Regions from separate parts of the Homo sapiens genome. Here region 1 is linked to region 2. Evidence: chromatin contacts called from ENCODE Hi-C or POLR2A ChIA-PET data. All regions are on one chromosome and are shown on one strand. Each heading gives the region's core, a stretch centred on a gene start or an enhancer-like site at or near the end of the contact. The rest is flanking DNA. Distances are from core to core; before and after follow the strand shown.

Region 1 (2,700 bases), core at 16-2,515, 70 kb before region 2:
ATTTTTTTTTTTCTCTTAGTCCTCAAACCCTTTTGGCTGGCATGAATAAATTTTTGTCTCAGCTTGAAATTACATTCAGAAGAGATCCAAACAACTATAGGCCACGAATAAACAAACTTAATTCAATTAAGGTATGTAGAAAAGTTGTCTTAAATCATGGATTACTGATCTCAGTATAAACACTTGAAAGGCTATTTAAAAATCAATAACATATGGCTGGGCACAGTGGCTCACACCTGTGATTCAAGCACTTTTGGGAGGCCAAGGCAGGCAGATCACTTGAGGTCACGAGTTTGAGACCAGCCTGGCCAACATGGTGCAACCCCATCTCTACTAAAAATGCAAAAATTAGCCGAGTCTGGTGGCAGGTATCTGTAATCCCAGCTACTTAGGAGTCTGAGGCAGGAGAATCACTTGAACCTGGAAGGTGGAGGTTGTAGTGAGCTGAGATCATCCCACTGTACTCCAGCCTGGGCAAAAGAGTGAGACTCTGTCTAAAAAAATAAAAATAAATTAAAAAACAACCATATTTTATTTTAAAATTCCTATGTTTTTTACATTTTAAGACCTGATGGCATACTTTAGTGTGCGGTAGGCAGCAATTGTAATGTAGCTGTCATTGCTGTGTGAACTCAAGAGCTCTTCCTGTTTTCTCTTTAAGTTGTATCACAGTTGTACTACCTATATTGATTACCACTTAAAATGTCTGGGGAAAGATTACACTAATTCACCATTGTAACAAAGAATTTTTTAAGAATACCTTAACCAATTTCTGTTATATTTTTCAATACATGATTAAAAGGTGTATTTTAGGCCAAGCGCAGTGGTTTATGCCTGTAATCCCAGAACTTTGGGAAGCCAAGGAGATCGAGACCATCCTGTCTAACGGTGAAAACCCATCTCTACTAAAAATACAAAAAATTAGCCAGGCGTGGTGGCATGCGCCTGTAATCCCAGCTACTCGGGAGGCTGAGGCAGGAGAATCACTTCAACCCAGGAGGTGGAGGTTGCAGTGAGCTGAGATCGTTCCACTGTACTCCAGCCTGGGCAACAGAGCGAGTCTCTGTCCCTGCCCCCGCCCCCGCAACCCCCGCAAAAAAAGTATATTTTGAAAGTCTAAACAAGCTCCTGTGATGAGGAAAACATTGTGTCTACTTAATTGACAATGTTTTTTGTCTTTGTAGTTCACAGTTGTGCACCCTACAGTTGATTTCCTCTGTGAAATACAGTATTTGTTTCTTAAAAGGCAAAAATCTTAGTCACTCAGAAACAGAAAGTAAATGAACTCTAAAAGCATTTCTGGGTTGTTTTTTTGGTTTTGGTTTTAGTTGTTTGTTTTTTTGAGGCAGAGTCTCACTCTCTCACCTAGGCTGGAGTGCAGTGGCGTGATCTCGGCTCACTACAACCTCTGCCTCCCGAGTTCAAGCAATTCTCTGCCTCAGCCTCCCGAGTAGCTGGGATTACAGGTGCCCACCACCACACCCGACTAATTTTCTGTATTTTTTTGATAGAGATGGGGTTTCACCATCTTGCCCGTGCTAGTCTTGAACTCCTGACCTAGTGTTCCACCTGCCTTGGCCTCCCAAAGTGCTGGGATTACAGGCGTGAGCCACCATGCTGGCCATCATTTCTGTTTTTAATATCTGCAGTGCCTCAAAGTGTTTACATTTTATCACTCTGTATCCATCATCCTTAATGCTTAAAAGCTTTAGAAGTATGTTATACATACTTCTGCTGTAGCATTTATTTTCATATTTGTAGTCCTAGCTTTGCTGCTAAACCATGAGCTCTTGGAATGCCAGAGGCAAAGTTATCTTGCACGTCATTGTATTCTTAAGCACCTAACAGTATGTCTGGATGCCTTTTTTCTGATTGATATTACTTCTTGGCCAGGATAGAGAAATGGTTAAGTTCTCACATAAAATTGAAGAGTTTTCTCAGTTTTGAAAAGCATATTGGGTAGAAAAGAAGAATTTCTTTGGAAGCATTAAGGACACTTTGTATTGTCATTTTCTTAGACAGACTTATGGTTCAGTCACCATGAGTTATCATTTCTGTATGCCTACTCATCTTAAGATTGTCATACCTTAATCCTAATAAGAGAACAGCTCAACAAGTAGGTAGGTGAGATTGTTACTGGCCAGTATTGGAAAAAACTTTATATATATATATTTTGTGTAGTAGGCAGATCTCAAACTGACAGTATGCTGCATTTTGAATCTGGAGATAAAAGTTGCATTGATGAAAATGGAATTTAATAGTTTTCCTAGAAATAATAACACATAGCAAAATTTTATATATGTGAGGCATCTTATATAAAGGGACTTTACTTGAGTTGGTGCAAGTGAGTCATTCTAGCATTAGGGATGGGGCAGAGGTAGTTATCTTTCCTTTGAGCAGTGGACCCAGGAATATCCAGAAACAGATGGTATGTGCAGAACAGGTTGTACAGGCACTGTTTTAAGCACAGCTAAGTAATACCATGAGTGAAAGTCTACTTTTACCTATAGTAGAATCGTGTTGCTGATTTTTGTGGCTTCTGTTTTCTTTTTTAGGATGTAGAACAAAAGAAGAGTGGAAACTACTTTTTCTTGGATGATTAGACTGACTCTGAGAATATTGATAAGCCATTTATTAAAAGGAGTATTTACTAGAATTTTTTGTCATATAAAACTTGAATCAGGATTTTATGCCCCACAT
Region 2 (2,700 bases), core at 14-2,513:
GGGAGTGGCTGTTAATAGGTAAGATTTTTGAGGACAGGTGAAAATATTTTGAAATTAGATCAGGGTAAAAGTTGTGCATCTCTATGAATATGCTAAAACCATGAAATTGTGCACTTTGAAAAGGTGAATTTTGTGAGATATGAATTATACCTCAATAGAGCTGCCATAAAAAATAAATAAAAATGGGCCAGGCATGGTGGGGCTCACACGTGTAATCCTAGCACTTTGGGAGGCCAAGGCGGGCGGATTACCTGAGGTCAGGAGTTCAAGACCAGCCTGGTCGACATAGCGAAACCTCTTCTCTACTAAAAATACAAAAATTAGCCAGGTGTGGTGGCAGGCGCCTGTAATCCCATCTACATGGGGGAGGCTGAGTCATGGGAATTACTTGAACCTGGGAGGTGGAGGTTGCAGTGAGCTGATATGACGCCACTGCACTCCAGCTTGGGGGATAGAGTGAGGTTCTGTCTCCAAAAATATAAATACATAAATAAATAAGAAGTATAAGTATTTCAAATAAACTTAAAAATTAAAAAAAATGCATTTTATTATAGTAATCTCCCCTTACTGGCGGGAGATACATTTCAAGACCCCCAGGGGAATGACTGAAACTGTAGACAGTACCGAAACCTATACGTTCTGTTTTTTTCTATACATATTAATGCATACTTATGATGAAGTTTAATTTATAAACTCGGCAAATAAAATAGAATAATTATAATAAAATACTGTAATAAAAGTTATGTGAATGTGGTCTTTCCCTTTCTTTCTTTGAAAATATCTTATTGTACTGTACCATGGGGAACTGAAACTGCAGAAAGCAAAACCTCAGATAAAGGGAGACTCCTGTATTTGCTGTTGGGTCTACCACAAGGCTCAGTTGTATAAAGTCAGCCACATTTTCTTGTGCCAAAATCTACCATGTTTCCAAACAATTCAGTAAGTGTTTGTTTCATTTTCCCCAATTAGCAAGAACAGTCAACATGTGTAAACTCATTATTTGGTAATATAATAAGCTTGTCTGGTATTATCTTCTAGGATAAATACTTGTAACTATAAATAGCACATTCAGTCTCCTAATTATCCATTTTTATAAAAATCTTATCCATAGATAATCTAAGATGAAGAAGTAGACAATAAAGTACCAAGAAAAAATAAAGCACCAGTAGAATGAGAAAGTGTAGCAGGACATGAACTTCTTGTTTTAATGTTTTCTTTCTCTTTCTTTGCAATAAACACATTCCAGGAAAGGCATGTCTACTGCCACTCCTGAGAATGGAATGAAGGTATTTCCCTTACCTGTTTTAAAGACTGACCACTAGCCTATAAGGCTATTGCTCTAAGCACGAGTTTTAATGAGCCATCAAGATCTATTGTGGGGCCTGGCATGGTGGTGCACACTTGTAATCCAAGCACTTTGGGAGGCCGAGGTGGGTGGATTGCTTGAGCCCAGGAGTTCAAGACTAGCCTGGGCAACATGGTGAAACCTCGTCTCTACTAAAACCACAAAAATTAGCCAGGAGTGGTGGCGCACGCCTGTAATCCCAGCTACTTGGGAGGCTGAGGCAATAAAATTGCTTGAACCCAGGAGGTGGAGGTTGCAGTGAGCCGAGATCACACCACTGCACTCCAGCCTGGGCGACAGAGCAAGAGTCAGTCTCAAAAAAAAAAAAAAAAAAACTATTGTGAAAGAAATTAAGAATAGTCATTTGATTTGTGTGTGACTATGTACAAAAAAAAAAAAAGCAGAAAGCACATGAAGTGAGATGATAGGAACTGGTGATTGGGACATAAACCTAGGAAAAAATGTCACAGAAAGTAGGAGCCTGGTGCGCAAGAAGTGCAGAGTAGGTGGACTATTACACATAAAGTTTTGGTGCCGCAAAAGAAATAGCACTCGAATATAAAATTTTCTTTTTAATTCTCAGCAAGGCAAGTTACTTCTATATAGAACGGTGCGCCCTTACAGATGGAACAATGGTGAGCGCCCAGGTGGACAAGGGAGGGGAAGGGGTTCTTATCCCTGACGAACTTGGCTGCAGCCGCTGTGTCATTCTCCTGTTAGCTAGGGTTAGACCACACAGGCTAAACTAATTCCGATTGGCTAATTGAAAGAGAATGATGGGATGAGAGCTTTGGCGGGAGTCAGGGCAGAGCAGGTAGCAGGTAATCCTAATGAGTTAGAGTGGAGCAGGTGGTCAGAATGAGTTAGGGTGGAGCAGGTGATCAGAATGAGTTAGGGTGGGGTAGGTAATGGAAAAAGGTTGCTTTATGAGGAAGTTAAGTTTAAAAGTAGAAGGCAAAGAATTGAACATACTGACATATTAATTCTTTGAAAATAAATTTAGAACTCCCATCTAACAGGACTAAGGATTACTGTGAGGCTTACTGCCCAACCAGCCCCAAGCCTTCACAGGGGGAGACTCCAGGCTCTTGCACGCATGGACTCTGCTGGCTGGCACAGACCCAGCTTATCAGCAGATCACCATCTGATTCCAGGAGTTTCACTCTGTCCCCAACCAGCCACTCCACATTTACACCGTCTCTGCAGCGGCTTAAGTCTTGTTGAGGTCCAAGGAGGGCCTTGGATATCTGGAACAATGGTGAGGGTGCTGAAGTGAGCCAGTCATGTTCCCTCCTCCAGCTGGGATGTGTGGTGACTTCTTCCCTTACTGTAACACAGAAAGAAAAAGAAACAAG

The links. Hi-C counts contacts between places; a loop is a spot of excess contacts on that map. ChIA-PET counts read pairs that join two places held with the same protein, here RNA polymerase II (POLR2A). Pooled maps may share reads with other maps.
Region 1: a loop to region 2 is called in a pooled map, with 2.5 times the contacts of the local background. The contact joins two enhancer-like sites. A Hi-C loop is called at or near these places in 4 of 37 single-sample maps with no recorded cell type and 7 of 50 pooled maps. POLR2A ChIA-PET finds 5 or more read pairs at or near these places in 6 of 52 experiments (Caco-2, GM12878, OCI-LY7 and 3 more).

What each region holds. Positions count from the first base shown.
Region 1 is chr4:145,124,971-145,127,670 of GRCh38, forward strand. ABCE1 (ATP binding cassette subfamily E member 1) reads left to right here. Exons shown (of 18, transcript NM_002940.3): 17 at 20-131; 18 at 2,556-2,700. The coding sequence ends at 2,603. Among named protein-coding and RNA genes, the nearest start is that of ABCE1, 28 kb to the left of the region's middle. RefSeq lists an enhancer at 1,162-1,401. Within about 2 kb of position 1,266, at least 4 of the 41 ENCODE cell types and tissues checked have a DNase peak (open chromatin) inside an H3K27ac peak, as active enhancers do.
Region 2 is chr4:145,194,473-145,197,172 of GRCh38, forward strand. LOC105377465 (a long non-coding RNA gene) reads right to left here. Exons shown (of 3, transcript XR_939276.1): 3 at 2,273-2,672. Among named protein-coding and RNA genes, the nearest start is that of OTUD4, 15 kb to the left of the region's middle. Within about 2 kb of position 1,264, at least 3 of the 41 ENCODE cell types and tissues checked have a DNase peak (open chromatin) inside an H3K27ac peak, as active enhancers do.